Linked DNA regions of Mus musculus: region 1 is linked to region 2. Evidence: chromatin loops called from intact Hi-C (ENCODE). Cell type or tissue: heart. All regions are shown on one strand. Each heading gives the region's core, and the rest is flanking DNA. Links, peaks and the distances in the headings are about the cores only. Region 1 holds the start of Gm31692 (a long non-coding RNA gene). Region 2 has its middle 54 kb from the start of Gm22857.

Region 1 (10,570 bases), core at 1,156-9,155, 310 kb after region 2:
ACAGGCTCACATCTGCAATTCTGGAGCTCCTAGGTCAACAAGAGGGCCTGTCTCAAACAAGGTGAACGGCTAGAGCCCACAGCCCAGTCCGTGCTCTGACCTCCAAACACGCACTGTGACACACATGTGCACACATACTGTTATGTATTTTCTGATGGACATAGAAAAGTGAATGGTGGTGCACGCCTCTCATCCCAGCACTCTGGGCAGATTCAGGTGGACCTCTGGGAGTTCAAGCGCAGCTTGGTCTGTACAGAAAACTGTAGGCCAGCCAAGACAACATAGGGAGACCCTGTGCCTTAGGATTTCAGTTGCTGCAATGAAACACCGTGACTAAAAACTAGTTGGGGAGGAAAGGGTGTATTTGGCTTACACCTGCACATCGGTAGTCAATCACTGAAGAAAGTCAGGCCAGTAACTCCCACAGGGCAGGAACCTGGAGGGCAGGGCTGGAGCTGATGCAGAGGCCGTGGAGGGGTGCTGGCTTCCTTCCCAGACAGCTTTCTAATAGGACTTAGGACCATCAGCCCAGGGATAACACCATCCACAATGGGCTGGGCCCTCCCCCATCAATCACTAAATAAGACAATGCCCTCCAGACTGATCTTTTGAAGGCATTTTCTCAACAGAGGCTCCCTCCTAACTGACGACTCTAGCTTGTGTCAAGTTGATATCAAACTAGCCAGTATCAAACTAGCATGGCATGGCATCCACATCCGTACCCAGTAGGGACTGAAGGATGCTGAAAGGACCTGGAGGCCAGATATGCTTTGATATGTTAAATAGGCGCCTCAGCCTTGGCCCTGATTTGAAACTTAGCAGGAAGGGACAGGGCACAGTCACAATTTGAACGGAGCAAAACCAAACTTCAACTGTGTAACTGCAGTGTCCAGTGTCTGGGAGTCACTCAAGATCTTCTGGGCTCCTCCAGGGCTTGGGCCACTTCTCTGGATCCACCCTCTGCAGCTCACGCAGCCCGTCTCCTAGGCTTTGGATAGCTCCCCTCCACTGCTGCTGCTGTTCTCGGTGGTCATCCCATGGTACTGGCATCTCCAAAACGCTGGGATCTGGTGCTGTAGTCAGACATCGACTGAACACTGAAGGCGGGTCTTCACTTCCTAATAAAAGTCTATTTTCCTGTGCTAGAAAGATGACTCAGCGGTTAAGGGCACTTATGACTCTCGCAGAGGGGCCTCTGTTTGATTCCCAGTACCCACAAGGTGGCGCACAACCATCTGCAGTATGAATACCTGAAAGAAAAAGAAATCTAAAAAACCTCTTGAAAGGTCAACTATCTTGGTGTAAGTGAAAACTATTTTGATATTACAAATAGCATTGATTGGGGGTAGACGTTGTTTTACATAAACAGAAATAAGTTTGAGGCCAACCTGGATTACTTGAGAACATATGTCAAAACAAATAAAGTACTTATACTACTGTCATATTTCTGCCCAACACTTTTTCTACTGTGTATCTTTTTATAATTAAATTTACAACGTATATATTAATTTGCATTTAAATGATGGGTAAATAAAATTCCATCATTTGAAAACAGTCCTGTCCTTGGTTATTCGGATTGGTTTTAGACTTTTTCTTAAATATAAGGGTTAAATGGCCATCTCATGCTTATCAATTTTTCTCTAGTTTTAAAAAATATTTCCTTAGTAGACGACCCTTGGGAGAAGACAACTAGGTAGGCGCTCTAATCGCCGGTGGGCTCTTCTCTTCTGCATTCCAGTTTGCACCAAAACCGATTGCTTCCCTTAGCGCCTTTTGTTTTCTCACTGTGGGATTTCCTATTTTTCTGCAGTGGCACTGACAGTCAGCACAATGGCCCCTGCGGTTCTAAGCCACAGTTCTACTTAAAAGAGAAACCCTAAATTTGCATCTGGACTTCTGCTGCGGTAAGTTACCGAAAGCTAAGTAAAGGAAACCCAGGAAAAGTGAGAGTCAGGACGCTAGCTTGTCGGAACACCTTCCCCACCTTCGGTCGAGACTGGGTCTCTTCCTGGCAAGAGGGGATACTTTGACAAAGGGAACAAAGGACAGGCTGGGCGCTTGCCCGGTCCTGTGACGAAATAGCAGGTTTCAGTCCGGCACCTTCCCGTCCCCTTCCTTTCCCATTATTACTTCGCGTGGTTTTATAAATACCCACACCCAGCTTCGTTTTCCTCAAGCACAGGACGTACACTCTTGAAGTTTTTCCTTTAGCTTTGACTCCATCGCCATGAGATTTAAACTCTGAGAAAAGTTTATAACTAGGTGGCTTAACGGGGCGCTGCGCAGGCCTTTAATCCCAGCGCTTGGGAGGGTAGAATTCAAATGGGATCTCTGAATTCAAGTGACAGCCAGGGGTACATAGAGAAACCCTGCCTCGAGAAAAAAAAAAAAAAAGACAGACTTGCCACACAAGGATGAGGGTGTCAGTTCTAGGCCCCAAAATCCACTTAAAATGTTGGACCTGACCAACACTTTATCGGATGGAAAACTGAGGCTGCCGGTCTTGCTGGCCTCACCTAGCTCCGGGCTCAGTGAAAGACCCTGTCTCACAGAGGTCTATATGGTGGAGTGTGGCAAAGCAGACCACCCAATGTCCTCTAGACACGTGCAACAGCACACATACATACACATACACCGCACATATTCATACACACACACACTGTTGAGGCAAACTGCATCTTGTGTTCTGATTTAGCAACAGATATCACGTGATATAATGTGGAGAGATAACAGTGGATATATTGTACTTGTGTTTTATAAAAAGATAAGGCAAGAAGAAATGTGTTTGGTGGCTGTGCGGTGGGGTGCCTCTGCGGGCCCATGCTGAGCCATCCCTTCCCCGTGAGGGACTAGCCACACGACAAGGGCGTTATAGTATAGAATAGAGTTTATTCAGGGCAATGGGGAAGGGAGTTGAGGAAGTAGAGTTAGAGAAAGGCAGAGAGAGAGAGAAAGGAGTAGAGGCGGGCCATGAGCACGTGGGGAGAGAGTGGAGAGGGTAATGGGGGGGGGGGGCGAGCAGGAGCAAGAGGACAGAGCAAGAAAGAGCAGCCCCTTTTATAATGAGCCAGGCACACGCAGCTGTTGCCAGGTAACTGTGGGGCGGAGCCTAGACTACACGCCCACAGTTCTTCCAAAGGACCTGAGTTTAGTTGCCAGCACCCATGTTGGGCAGCTCCACAAGCACCTGTAACTCCAGCTTCAGAGAGATCTGATGCCTGTAGACTCTGAGGGCCCCTGCTCTCATGCGCACACGCGCACACGCACACATCCACACATAATACAGATAAGAGAACCAGAGAACTGACGATACTAACACCTTTACTTTTATTCTCGCTCTGGGTACTACTTCGAGAGCACTTGTACTATAAAGTACTATATATTTTTTTGGCTTGTAGAAACCAATCAAGTAGTCAGAATTTACAGACAACGAAAACTAATAAAAGAGTAAAAGAGGGCATCATTGACTTATGGTGCATTTATTTAGTCGGCACATCAAAAATGTCACTGAAGAATTCAGAATTTCCATCAAAAGGTCATATGTTGTATAATTGTGCAGATAAAAGTTCTCAACACGAGAGCTAAAGGATGAAAATGAATCTCTAAAGATTCATATAAATCTGGATGAAGAACGTGTCAAGGATGTGTGCTCTGAAGGAAGGAAGAGAAGGCACAGAAAACCGGAGTGTCTACAGAAAGAATGGCTAATGGTGACAGTAATCAGAACCTCTGTGAACTGTCATCCACCCAAAAGTGAGACTATCAAGTGTGGTAGGGAACAACCCTTACTCCAAGCACTTAGGAGGGAAAGAAAATGGATCTCTACAGGTTCAAGGCCCACCTGCTCTTCATGCTGATCTCCAGGCCAGCCAAGGTTAACATTAGAAAGACAAGGAAGGAAGGAAGGAAGGAAGGAAGGAAGGAAGGAAGGAAGGAAGGAAGGGAGGGAGGGAGGGAGGGAGGGAGGGAGAGGGGAGGGAAGGAGGGAGGGAGGGAGGGAGGGAGAGGAAAGAAACAGGAGGGAGGGAAAGAAAGAAAGAAAGAAAGAAAGAAAGAAAGAAAGAAAGAAAGAAAGAAAGAAAGAAAGAAAGAAAGAAAGGAAGGAAGGAAGGAAGGAAGGAAGGAAGGGAGAAAAAGAAAGAAACAAATATGACTAATAGCAGAAATGTAGGTTAGAAAAAAGATGAAAAACTGTGTGTTCAAAAGGAAAAAGCTAACCTATTAGTAAATTTGGAAGCAAAATGTTAAAGTAATCCTAATGTATTTGACACATTAAATGCCCAATATTTGTTTGTTTGTTTGTTTGTTTGTTTGTTTTCCCAAATAAGCCGCCTTCTTTTTCCTTGCTTTTGAAGTTTATTTCTTAGGCAATCGTGCCTGTATGCTGCCCCCTGGTGGCCAAAGGATCTCCTCTTTGGACATTCCACTTATGCCTGAACTTTCTGGGGCAGGATGTTGTAACCCAGGGAACCAAGGGTCTGTTTGTTTGTGCTTTTACCCTAGAAAGAACACTAAAAAGTGAGAGGGTAAAGGAATTTGTTTCTAAGCCTGACAATGTGAGTTTAATTACCTGAAGGGTCCAAAGGGTACCCCATTTCCCTCTAAAAGGGCAGGCCCCACAGACTTGGTCCAACATTGAGACTAGGCTCAGTGCAAACTGGACTTCAGAAACCAAGAAGGATTTCTGATGGTTAGATTAAAGCCAACCTTCCTTGGGAATTTATGAAATAGGCTCCCACCAAAAGGAGTCATTTCCCTTGCCTCTGGCAGAAGAAATGTGGCTCTTCATTGGTTTATACCTGTGACAGCTGTCAGCATATCCAAGTCCATATTGGCTTCCCGGCCCCTTCAGTGCCTATTCACAAGCACCCATTACACATTTCCAAGCCCCATGCTAGCTAGCATCCTGGCCATTCTCACCCCAGATGTCCATTCGTTGTAAGGACAAGCTTTATCTCCCACAACCCCCACCACTACCCTCCATTTCCCCCACTCCAGTTGCCCCCCTCCCGTCTGTCCATGCACACACACACACACACACACACACACACCCAAACACACAAAAAACACACGGAAAAACTGCCATGAAATAAAAAATGATGAGTAAGTTCTGGGTTCAGTCTCCAACAGTGGAGGAGAAAAAGAAAAAATAGCAGAGTCTGGTTTAAAACTTATTTTAGCATGGTGGTGGTGGTACACGGTTTTAATCCCAGCACTTAGGAGGCAGAGGCAGGTAGATCTCTGAGTTCATGGCCAGCCTGGTCTACAGAGCCTGGTCACAGAGATACCTTGTCTCAAACAAACAAACAAACAAACAAATGTAATATAACTCCTCATTATAGTTTTAAATATGGAAGAAAATTACTTTTATTCATAACACATGTTATATACAGTATATCATTCTTTATTACCCCTAAGCATGTTGGTGGTCTTTTAGGGGAACTTGGATGAAAGTTAGAACTCAGTTTTTTCATCTACACTATTGGCATCCTTTAACATATTTAATGCTATTTTTATACTTTTTACTTATTAGCATTTTATTTATTTATTTATTTATTTATTTATACTCTTCCAGAGAATTTAGGTTGAATGGTAGTTCACAAGCATCTGAAACCCCAGTTCCAGGAGAATCTACTCCCCTTTTCTGGCCTCCCCAGTTACCATCATACACATGGTGTGCAAACATGCATGCAGGCAAAACACCCATACACATAAAATTATGTAGATAAATAAATAATAGTTTATAACTAAATAAAATCCTTAAAATTCAAGTTCTCGGGCGGAGCAGAAGATACAAAGCATCGTTCTAGCCATGAAGAGGTGTTGAAAGGTATTTTAACAAATGCTGGTGAGGATGTGGGGGAAGGGGAGTCCTTTCCCTGATGGTGAGTGTGTAAATTAGTGTGACCATTATAAAGATGAGTGTGGACATTTCTCATAAAACCTAAAGAAGACTGTATGTCATCCCTGGACATGAACCCAAAGGGGTCTGTATCCTACAGAGCCGCTTGCACATCTGTGGTCATTCAATAGCTAGGAAATTCAAAATCAGGGATGCATGATCGGAATTATTCCCAGGAAAGTGGGTGGAGCTAGATCACTACCGAGATAACTGGGGCTCAGAAGGACAGAACCTACCCGTTCTCTTTCATACGCAGATCCCAGCTTTGCATGCGTAGATTTGTTTAATTCTGAAGTGTCTATAGAGAACAAGAAACTAGAAAGAGCTCCGGAGAGGGAGGGACGAGCAGAACACACAAGATATGAAATCAGAAGAGCAGGGGATACTGGGAAAGGAAAGGCTTAAGCCAGGACAGGGATGAAGAGACAGGAGGAAGGAGGAGGTGGATGGAAAGATTTAAGCAGGAGATCAGGGGCAAGATGGCTCAGTGGGAAAAAGCCCCTGCCACGCAACCCTGACAACCTGACTCCACAAAGTTGTCTTCTGACCTCCACATGTGTGCTGTGGAACATGCGTGACCACAGACACACACACACATACACACACTAATGTCGTTTATGTAAAACTAAGACTTTTGGATCCTCATATATCCTGTGGTTACTTAATTCTAAAATGTACTTTTTAAAAAAGGAATTTTGAGCTGAGGCATTGAGGATAACGCCACGCCCACAAGCCCTGGGATTATTCAACAAAAACCCTAGTGAGTCTAGGTTCTGACAAGCTGGTATTTAAAACTAGCCATCTGTAGTGGATTTTTTTTTTCAACTTGACTAAGCTGAAGTTATTTGGGAATCAGGATTCTCAGTTAAGAAAACACCTCCATCAGATTGGCCTCTGGTAAGTCTATGGTGCGTTTTCTTGATAAAGGATTGTTGTGGGAGGGCTGAGAGCCCAGAGCACTGAGGCTAGTGTTATTCTGGGCTGGTGATCCTGGGTTATATAAGAAAGCAAGCAGAGCAAGCCATGAGGAGCAAGCCAGTAATCAGCATTCCTCCATGTCCTCTGCATCAGCTCCTGCCTCCAGCATCCTGCACGAGTTCCCACCTTGATTTCCCTCAATGATGGACTGTGGTATGGAGGTGTAAAGCAAATTAACTCTTTCTTTTCTGAGATGCTTTGGCCCAAAGGTCAGAAGGGTTTATCAGATCAACAGAAAGCACACTAAGACACCATCACTGCACCAAAATGCAGAGCATAACAAAACAGAGACCAACTTGGGAAGGGTTATTGCATGGCCCTGTTCTAGGTAGCAAAGTATGCAACTGAGGTTGGAGTATTTGTGTAATTGAACGTGACCGTCCTGAACAAGCTCAACATGATGGTGTGCCTTCTTGCTACCATGGTGGTGGCATGACTGTTGCTGTAGATAGTAAGACATTCAACCGAAATGGCTAAGCCATGTTGGAGTGTCACGGAGAGCATCCCACGGTGAGTAGCATCCACCATGTGAGTGTAAGGATGCCCTGAAATTGACTGAATGACAGGAGAATACATTGCCATCCCTGAGAGCATCGTATATGGGACAAGACTGCTGACAAGCAGTCATGTTGATGTGGCTACTCCTGGGCATAAAGGGACTTGCAACCGAGGACAAGATGGTCCTGAGGGGAGGTGTGCTCATGTAAGGGAGGCGTCTAAAAGGGAAAGGGACGTATGGACAGCATCCTCCATATTGTCCCCTGATTCAAGTAAATTGTATGGAAGAGATGATGAAATGGAGGGGCTGGCTGCTTCTTACATCTGGATAAGGGCAGGGCAGCAAAAAGAGAGTTCCGCTGGGCAGTGGTGGCACATGCCTTTAATCCCAGCACTTGGGAGGCAGAAGCAGGCAGATTTCTGAGTTCGAGGCCAGAACCCATGGGAAGGTCTGGGTGGTGAAGATGGAGGAAGCAGGAAGAAGTGAGAGAAGATACTCCCTGAGTCGGCTCCTCAATATGGAAGAAGCGAAAATCCGTGATTCAGCATACAGAGGAGGGCTTTGGTAATGGCCTGGGACAGGAAACTCTGATGGCCAAGGACTACTCTACCTCTGAACTGCTTGAACTGGGAAAGACTTTTTAAGCTAGAGGAACTTTTCACAACCTGGTTTGTGAGATTGTGGACACGCAGGCAGATAGAAACAGTCTAAGTATCACAGAAGCAGAGGAACTAAGTTATAGTTCTCATAGAACTCATCCTCCCTTGAAACAAAGACCACTTTAGCTGAGACAATATGAGGGAAACGGGCCTCTGCCGGATTGGCTTATAGGAATCATCAAGGACACTCGGTTATTGCTAGCTAAAGTCCCTGCCGATACTGGGGACTGGAAGATAATAAGGGAGGCTTGAGACAAGCAAGTTTGATGCCCAGTCCTAGTGGGACTGATAGGATTATGGTTACAGGAGAACTAAGAAAATGGCTCAGCAGAGACCTCGGGACTTGTCTTAGCTGTGATAAAATGCCACGACCAAAGGCAACTTATAAAAGAAAGAGTTTAATTGGTCTTACTGTTCCAGAAGATTAGAGTCTCTGGTGGCAAAGCAAGGGCATGGCAGCAGGAGCTGAGAGCTTACATATCAACCCCTAAACAGGGAGAGAGCAGGCACACGGGAAAATAGAGTCTTTTGTAACTCTGTCTCTAGCTCTACTTCCTCCAACAAGGCCACACCTCCAAATCCTTCCTAAACAATTACACTACCCCAAGACTAAGAATTCTAACACATGAGGGCCATTCTCATCCACACCACTACAGAACTAGTTTTGAATTCTAAGTGGTTTTGTTGCACGCCTGGTGGAACATGATCTTTATAAGTAAGTAGAGGCAGTGTACAATCATAATAATTCAAATTGGCATGGAGATTGGGTTGATAAATGCTAAAACAATCTAGTGAAGAGAAGGGAAGGGAGTCTCAGACAAAAGGGTCTGCTAGCCTTGCTCAAAGGCTAACATGACAAGATGTGGGCCAATAGGAGTTCCTAGGAGCAAACATTGACAGAAAGCCAAATACTGTGTTGTGAGCTTCTGGAAGGCTAAGACTTGGGCAACAGTTCATTGAAGGCATAAATAACAGAACAAGGCGAGTTGAAAAGACCATGCTTGTCCCAGAGTTGCACAATTACCACCACAGAGTAAGCTGTACTCATTTCTTCTTGCAAAAAGACTATGCTGGTGGGGTAGCCCACTCAGCTGACAAATATGGCTGAGGGAAAGGTAGTGGAAAAAAGCAGGAGTCGTACCTCAATGCTGGTGCAAAGACCGTCTGCTCCATAGAGCCAGCTCTGGCAGCACATGTGTCCCTAAACACCCTTAGTCCTGGGCCATGTTGAGCAGCTTGTGTCAACCCCAGTGGGCCTTCAGTGTGGGACATGCACACAGCTCCATTGTCGCACCCCAGGATAAGAAAGTGGGACGGTTCAAGGAAAATGATTATGGATTATAAACTGCTAAATAAGTACACTCAATCCATCCATCCATTGTTCCCAATATTATTTTTATAAGACAATTGAGAAGGACTGGAACCTTTTCATGTTCTATTGGTCCTTGCTAACATATTTTAGTATCCTCTTTTTTTTTTTTTTTTTTTTTTTTTTTTTGGTTATTCGAGACAGGGTTTCCCTGTGTAGCCCTGGAATCCTGGAACTCACTCTGTAGACCAGGCTGGCCTCAAACTCAGAAATCTGCCTGCCTCTGCCTCCCAAGTGCTGGGATTAAAGGCATGTGCCACCACGCCCGGCCCTTTAGTATCCTCTTAACTACTGACTATACATTCTTGGAATGGAGGGTGGTGGCCTTCAGTGGTCCTTCTCTGTAAAAGCTTTCATTATACAATCCCAATCTTTGAACATCTTATAGATTTGGAAGGCACTAAGACACCAGTTACAGAGCATGACTGGGGAAAAAAAGGCACCCCCAAAAGCCACATGGTTGTCTAAAGCTCAGTGGGAAGGATGGGGTAGTCGTTGGCCAGGGAAGTTCTTTAGTGCAGAAGTTTTCGAAGAGCCACTGTGCCTGGCATGAACTCCAGAGCGGTGATCATTTAGGCCTTGTAGTAATCTCTTATAAACATTCAGTGATTGTTAGCTGAATTTATGGGATTGTTCTTCCGTGGGAATTTCAGAGCCTTAGCATGACCTCAGTCATGAGATTCCTGGCAAACCTGGAATTCTTATAATGACTGTGTTTGCTTAGGTAATGGTTTCCAAGAGGACTCCTAGATCAGGTAAGAGGTTTTTGGTATTTGGGGATTGACTTGCTAAAAAGGCCTTTTGTGTGACAATCAATAAAAGCGCAGGGTAGTTCAGGTTCAGTCCTTCAGACCGTTCCTCCCCTGCTACTAAGAGACCTCAATACATCCTGTAGTGTCTGTCTCTCTTTGATCAGACCCTGTACCTAAGAACACTGATACCCAAGATGATGCAGACTATTGCCGTGGCCGTTGCTTGCACGCTGGAACTGAATGGTAAGAACCTATTGGTGAAGATGTCACCTGCTTCGGTGACAGGATATGGAGAAATGAGACTGGAACTGGGCTAAAAGTTTCCTCCCTGCTGGCTGATCTACCTGTTGCTGGAAGACATCTCGCAGTTAGCCAGAGTGAAGGGCAGTTACTGCTAACAGTCCTACTCAG
Region 2 (8,000 bases), core at 1-8,000:
AAGTCAGAGATCTGCCTGCCTCTGCCTTTCAAGTGCTAGAATTAAAGGCGTGCATGCCCGCACTGTATGAAATTTTAAGTGTGTTATGTACTGTACTTCATTTTATGTTACTATCACCAAATATCTGAAGCTGGATAATTAATAAAGGAAAGAAGTTTACCTAGCTTATAGTTTTAGAGGTAGAAAGTCCAAGCATCATAGATTGGGCTCTGTCAATCATAATGGCATCATGGCTGAATCATCTCATGATAGATGGCACCAAGGCAGTAGACAAATGGACAGACAGATGATAGATAGATAGATAGATAGATAGATAGATAGATAGATAGATATAGATAGACAGACAGATAGACAGATATACACATACATATAGACAGATATAGATGATATAGAGATAGACAGAGATGAGGAAGAGATCATGTGGTAAGAAAGGAAGCCAGGCAGTGTATGATGGTTTGTATATGCTTGGGCCAGGGAGTGGTCTGATTAGAAGGTGTGACCCCTGTTGGAGTAGGTGTGTCACTGTGGGTGTGGGCTTTAAGACCCTCATCCTAGCTGCCTGAAAGTCAGTTTTCTGCTAGCAACCTTCAGATGAAGATGTAGAACTCCAAGCTCCTCCAGCACCATGCCTGCCTGGACGCTGCCACGTTCCCACTTTGGTGATAATGGACTGAACCTCTGAACCTGTAAGCCAGCCCCAATGAAATGTTGTCCTTGTAAGAGTTGCCTTGGTCATGGTGTCTGTTCACAGCCGTGAAACCCTAACAAAGACAGAGTGCTAGCGTCTCATGAGAACAGCCATGATCTTTCCCAAGAGGACACCCTGCAAGGAGCAATGACCTAGCACAAGGAAGAGTCTTAGCTCCACCACTTTTCTCTTTTTAACTGACAGGCAATAATTGCACATATCTGTGGATGACAGCATAATAACTCAATATATAAATAATGTCATACAATGTTGACATATGGTAGAAATGGGACCCACATTTTTAAAAATGCAACCTTTTTATTTACAGCAAAATGGGTGGAATTGGTAGACATCGTTTTAAGTAAAAGAAGACAGGAAGACGGTTTCCCCCACAAGTGAATGCAAAAGAAACTGACCTCAAGAGTGGAACATTGACCCCCCCCCCCCCCCGGAGGTTGGAAAGGGTGGGGGATGAGGAATAGAGGCAGGTTGGAGAATGGATGTCAAGATGTGAGCAGAGGAGGAGTCAGGTCCAGTTCTATAGCACAGCAGAGTGACTATCGATGGTTGACAGTGACCAAGACCTCTACTCATAAAGACATCAGGAGATGGAAGGCAGTTTGCCCTGACCAGCACCAATGGTCTAACACAAGAACTTCCGGAAAGTCCACCTTCTCTAAGCCTCAGCCACCCAGTGTCACTCGGATCCATAGGAAAACCTACTGCTAGACCCAAGCAGATGGAAAAGTAACCGCCTTGTACACAGATGCTCTCCAGGAACAGACAAACACAGCAGTGGGCTTTGCAGCTGTAACACTGAGACGCAAAAGAGAAACAGCGTTGAGCTGAAAGCTTTGGCTAAAAGGAACTGAAACTCCCTCTTCCCACGATCTCCAACCTCTTGCTGCGACAAACAACACACAATCGTGCCACCATCTTAAAGACTATTGAACCGAGATTCATGGTTTTAACTTTAAAAAAAAAAAAAATTCAAAGTATGTTGGAAGACAAGTTTTAGAGTATAACAGACTCACTCGGTATCTCAAAGGCAATGTAATCAACTCCTGATTTGGTTTTGATCGTAGTTTATAAGGAGCCTGGAAAGTTACTCAGACAAAAATGAAATTTAATTTCTGTCACCAAAGAGAAAAATGAATATAGACTTAATAGAAGGATACCACTTCTTTGGGCAGGACAGGAGTAAAAGTTTATTTTTTTATAAAATCTCTCATTTCTTAATTCCTGCTGGCAAGATAACTTCTGAAGAGTTTCAGTCAGCTTCACAAATGCCCTTAGAAAACAGCAGAGTAAGCAATCTGCCATTCTAATCCCCTAGCTGGCACCAAAGCCAAGTTGCCTCCCTTCTCACGCCTGTCACAGATGAAATGAACTTTAATGAAACTCATGTGTACAGTAGCAGATTGGGTTCCAGGGGTGTGTGTGTGTGTGTGTGTGTGCACGCGTGCGCGTGTGTATAGATTACCCATGATTCTCTGTCTAGTTTTAAAAGGTGGTCTCAGTTAAATATTATATATTCCACTAAGCTTAAGGCAAGTCCCAGTACTCTACACTGAAACTTGCAAGCAAGATTCCTCCCCCAACACACACCCTGCAAACAGAGTGTATGATCTTAAAGCAAGCAGAAATATCTCACTAAACTTCATTTTTCCAGTCACTAAATGGCAGCTCAGTTGGCAAGAAGTTTTCAGTGTGTAGGGCCAGACAGAATAATAAACACACATATCAAAAAACTGAAACCTGGGTACCTGAAAAAATGGATCCGTAGTTCAGAGCACATGCTGCTCTTCCATGGGACACAGTTAGGTTCCCTGAACCCACAGCAGGCAGACAGCTTGCCGCTCCTTGTGACTCAAGGCCCAGAGGGTCTGACACCCTCTTCTACTGTCCTTGCACCAGGTACTCATGTGGTACACATACACAGGCAAGCAAATGCTCATAACATATAAATAAATAAGTCACTTAGAACAACACCCTGAGACCTGTCAGCCATTGGGTTGTCTCCAATGCATAGCTCACCCCACCACCCTCACTCCACCTAGGCAAAGAAGCGGTTATCGTTGCTTAGCGAAGCACACCCTCAAGTGTCTATGAACATTCATTTAAGGAGCAAGTCAACATGGTGATGTTCCAGATGTCATTCAAAGAAGCAGCGAGAGGAAGGGGTGGAGACGATGAGGGAAAGGGAGAAAGAAGACAGGCATGACAGCCCAGCAAGGAGGTGCCCAGCACATGCCACACACCAGCCCCGGGCTTCTCCCTAGGGTGGTTTCTTCCTCCTTCCCCATCTCCATCAGTAGCTTTATCTTGCGTCAATCACCAAGACATAACTCTAGAGATAAAAGGAGCCAAGAGAGGGTGTTTTTCTGAGTCCAATCAATCACCATGGCCAGATGACAGCACCGGGAGATTATCTCTCGCCACCCTCTAACTGTGTCTTGCAAAACAGACGCATGGAGAAAACAGTAAATCAAGTGCCATAACACACAGAACCTCCAGGCACGCTGCTTTGAAAACCATTACTACGGGCTGAGGTGAGGGCTCCCTGTCTAAGAGCGCACACTGTTCTTCCATGTGAGTTAGGTTGCCAGGAGTCACGTCAAGCCGCTCACAACTATCTGTAGCTCCAGCTCAGAGGGCCCCGGTGAACTCTTCTGGCCACCACATGCACCTGCATACATGGGCCATTCACTCACACAGACATACACACATGCACATAAATAAAAATAAGAAGAAACCTTCCGGGTTTGTTTGTTTGTTTATTTCTAAGACAGCGTCCCACTATGTAACCCCAGCTGTCCTAGGTATACCAGGCTGGCCTCGAACTCATAGAGATCTACCTGCCTATTACCAAAGTTCTGCAATAAAAGGCATGAACCCCTAACCCCAGCTCAAGAAAAAAAAATTTTTAAACATTATTAAAGCTAGCTATTTAGGGCTGGAGAGGTAGCTCAAAGGTTAAGAGCACTGTTTGCTCTTTCAGAGGTCCTGAGTTCAATTCCCAGCAAACGACATGGTGGCTCACAACCATCTGTAATGGGGGATCTGATGCCCTCTGCTGGCCTGCAGGCATAAGTGCAGGCAGAACACTGTATACTAAATAAATAAATAAATAAATCTTTTTTTAAAAAACTGAGCTATTTTTGTTTGATTACTAACTTAAACAAATAAACTACCAAAATAAATGTTTAAAAACTGAATAGTTTATATTAAAAGAAGCTTATATTAAAGATATACTTTTAGGTGTGATGACAGCATAAACTTTAAGTAAAAGTTACAAGGTATTTATGGTTTCAGAAAAGATCCATGAGATCCACTTCTACATAAAGAATGGAGACAAAGGAATAGGAGGAAGTGCCTAGGACAAAGATAGCCCATACGCTATCCTGGGAGGTGAGATGGTAGAAGCTCATTATGTCCTATGTCCATTTGTCCTGCTTAGTTTTGCTGTCAACTTGATACTCTGTGGAAGAGGCACCCTCCTTTGAAGAGTTGCCTATATCAGACAGCATGTCTGTGGGAGCATTCTCTTGACGTAGGAGGGCCTAGCCCACTGTGGGCAGTGCCATCCCTTAGGCAGGTGAGCCTGGGATGAATGAGAAAGGGAGCAAGCCAATGAGCAGTGGTCCTCCATAATCTATACTCTAGCTTCTGCCTCCAGCTCCCTGCCTTGAGTGAGGTGGCGGTTTTCTGTAAACTGAAAGAAACCCTTGCCTGCCCTAAGTTGGTTTTATCACAGCAACGACAGCAAACCAGAACGCTGCTCACCGTGATATTTTTCATAACAATACACTATCTTCAGCTTTAATTTAAAATAGATTTTTAATTTTAACCCAAGTACAGGTTGCAGCAGGCTTTCCGAGTTTAAATGCTAGATGTGGTAACTGGGAACGGGGCGAGGCTTCCTTTACGACTCTACCTCACTTTCCTCTTCTGGTGCTGATCCTGGCGCCTGTGTCAGCTTTGCTGAGAGGGCCAGACGAGTCATGTCATCTGTAACTCCAGTTATTTGCAAAGCCACTGCCTCTCTTGCTAGCATCCCAGCATCTCTAGTGTGCTTGGTAAGAATGCACAGGGACAGAAAGCATCCTTTCTTCTGCCAGGATCTTTTGGTCCTGTTGGGGTAAACATTATGTGGGGGTTTCTACCCCATCTTAGATCATTTAGTTCCCAATTAAAAGACATGACATTTTTATACTTATAATAAGCCTTAAAGCTTTAGATCTGGGTAGATGACAACCTTCTATGCTAGTCTATTTCCCTGTCAGTAAGCCCAAGATAAAACTTGCCATGTTCTGCCCTGGGCCACTCCTACTCCAGCAGGCCGAGCTCACGGTCACACACTCGTGATCCACCTATGCTATGGCGTCTTCCTCCTCCTCCTCCCTCTCCTCAACCCCCAAGCCCAGAACCGAAGCTCCAAAGCTCCATCTCCCTTTCTTCTTCCCCGCTACCAGCCAGGAGCATCTTTATTAACCAATAGTTATAAATTAAGGAGCAAGGTTTGCACAACAAAAGCTGGCAAACGTGAGAATCCACTCCTCTTGAGGCAACTAGATCCCGGGACACAGAATTCAGCATTACAATACATGGCAAACCTCAGCATGGTTTAATGGTGGATTGCAAATGGGAAGGAGAAAAATAAAGTTGAGTTACCCAGATACTGAATGGCTGAAAGAGCCTCACTTTCACCTTCTTCTACTGTCTGAATTACTGCCATTCTTGGTCCCAGAGAATCTTCTAGAACAACTGTTCTCAACCTGTGGATTTCAACCCCTGTGGCAAACCTCTATCCCCAAAACGATTTACATCATGATTCATAACAGTAGCAAAACTACAGTCATGATGTAGCAACAAAATAGCTTCTCGGTTGGGGTTCAGCACAGCACGAAGAACTGTATTAAGGGGTCACGGCCTTGGCAAGGTTGAGAACCACTGCTCTAGCACAGGTCTGCCTTGGGAGCCAACAGCTTTCTGTTGCTTGCTTCTTCCAGCCCAACCCCCTCTGCCTACTTTCCTCCCAATGGCCTTGTGTTCCCATCCTACCTACTAAACCTGATGGAAGCTACAGCCGGGACTACACAGCCAAGGCCCTGGGGGGAGGGGCAGACATGCCCAACCTGTGCTAGCTCAACGGAGAGATAGCTTCTTATACACACACTGATGAAACGCAAGCCTCTGCCTAGAATCAGCTCCCTGCGAAAGCTGCCTCGGACCTGAGGTGATCCCGCCAGTCTGAAGCCCAGTGTGAGCTCACCTGACTATCCTGTACTAGGAAATGGTGATTGATCTGAAGGGTGACCCGGGAGACGATGCGATCTTTAGGAGCAGGATCAACTGGAAAAGGCAGGTCATTAGAGGCTTGTTCCTGAAGGAGATATTGGGAGCCTCACCCTTTCCTGTCCCTCCCCCCTTCCTTCCTGGACACTACGAGGGGAAACACCTTTGCCCCCATGCATATCCCATTGTGATGTGCCGGCCCCCACCGCAGGCCTAAAACAGAGAAGACCTGTGTCCTCGAACAGAAGCCTTTCACACCGAGAGCCAGTTGAACTCTTTCCTCCTCACAAGATGCGTACCTCAGGTACTTGATCATAGAGGCAGAGAGCCAGCTTAGCCCTTCGTCCCCTCTGCAACGCATTCTGACGTTTAACTACCTGCCTACAGTTATCTGAGCTCCCAGGTAAAACCTTGCACACTGAGGAGCTAGAACCACACGCATAGCATCGTCTGCATCCCCCACGGTGCCTAGAATCGGCATAGCAGGTCATATGCACTCCACGCTCCATTAGCTCAAATACCCTCAAATTCCTAAAACTGCACATTTTTTTTTTTGCTTTCATCTGGTTTCCTGCACAGAAAATAATATAAACTTTACTTGTCATTTTGCCAAATAGAAACACCCCACTGACCCTACTTCCACCCCCACCCTCCACCCCCAGCAATCACAATGCTGTTTTGTGGTCATTTATTTAAAATTTAGCCTTTCACCCCTTCCACTCAGCCTTTTCCAATCAGATGTGACTGAAGTTTACTTGAGGAGACACGGTCTGTGTACTAGGAAAGTAAAATAGGATCCAATGGAAGCAGAGAATGGGAAAGAATTTGTTTTGAAATAGAGGGGATGGGCTGGGGTTGTAGCTTGGTTGAAGAGATTGCTGGCCTTGAATGTGCAAAGCCCTGGGTTTAACTTCTAGCACCATAAAAACTAGCCACCTAAAATCCCAGCACTGGGGAGGTAGAGGCAAGAGGACCATCCTTAGCTATATAACAAACTGGAGGGCAGCCTGAGCTACATGAGACCTTCTCAAAATTTAAAATAGCCACCACCCTCACCCCACCCCACCCCCACCCCACCCCCACCCCTGAAGTACATGAGAACACACGCCCTTAATTCCAGCACTAGGCAGAAGAGGTAGGCAGTTCTCTGTAAGTCTGAGGCCAACCTGGCCTACATATTGAGTTCCAGGCTAGCCAGGGCTACACAGTGAGACCCTATCTCAAAAAGTAAAATATAACAGGAAGACGATTCAGTGCACGTTCTGGGTTTAGATTCCCAACACCCGTTAAACAGTCAGATGTGCTTCACATGATAACCTTGCTCTGGAAGGGCAAACATAGGCAGGTCCTGGATACTCAGTGGGCAGCTAGCCAAGCCAAAAGTGGCCAGTGCCAAGTTCAGTGAGAGACCTTGTCTCAAAAAGATAGGATGGAGGGAGACAGATTAAGGTACTAGACTCAACCTCTGGCCTCTACATATGTGCATACAGCAGCAATACACACACACACATGCACCTGCATTCAGGAACACAAACTCACCCATGTACATACAGGAATGCACATACATGTGTGTACAGGAACACAGAGATGTGTATACAAGAATATGCGTGCGTATAAAGTAAAAGACACACACGTGTGCATACAGGAACAAAACCAGATATACCCTAGTTAGTTGATTAAAATGAAATGAGAGAAGCATTGGAGCCCAACAACATGGTTACGTAACGCTGCTAAACTTAACACTCTCTGCTTTCCCCCAGTTTGCAGAGCCACAGCAAAGGGGACCTTGTAAAAAATAAATAAATAAATAAATAAATAAATAAATAAATAATCACTCCTCACAGAAAGTTGGTAGCCAGTTTCACAAGATGCACGGCTACGCACGTCGTAACTATTTGGGGTTGTGATCAAGTCCCAGGATGCATGTGAGGGACGACGGTGGATTAATGTTACGCCATTTTTAACATCACTCCATACAGTAATTTACAATATGCCCAGGGATCGACTGCATCCT

Evidence for each region. Peaks named below come from ENCODE experiments on the same cell type or tissue, not always from the same donor. Only the 100,000 strongest peaks of a DNase experiment are listed, where the experiment ranks them.
Region 1: it touches region 2 in a loop (3.0-fold over the local background); 3 of 42 quality-filtered maps call a loop at or near these places.

Annotation. Positions count from the first base shown.
Region 1 is chr8:47,688,930-47,699,499 of GRCm38, forward strand. It overlaps Gm31692 (a long non-coding RNA gene), which reads right to left and starts at 6,467. Exons shown (of 6, transcript XR_003947547.1): 1 at 6,139-6,467; 2 at 1-1,250. Gm31638 (a long non-coding RNA gene) reads left to right here. Exons shown (of 3, transcript XR_378945.3): 2 at 1,811-1,904; 3 at 10,324-10,570. In heart, for the core only: CTCF peaks have their summits at 1,226 (motif pointing right) and 4,395 (motif pointing left); a DNase peak (open chromatin) is centred at 2,042; H3K4me3 peaks cover 900 bases; H3K27ac peaks cover 720 bases.
Region 2 is chr8:47,382,273-47,390,272 of GRCm38, forward strand. It overlaps a transcript of Stox2 not described here. Among named protein-coding and RNA genes, the nearest start is that of Gm22857, 54 kb to the right of the region's middle. In heart, for the core only: a CTCF peak has its summit at 3,763 (motif pointing left); a DNase peak (open chromatin) is centred at 6,059.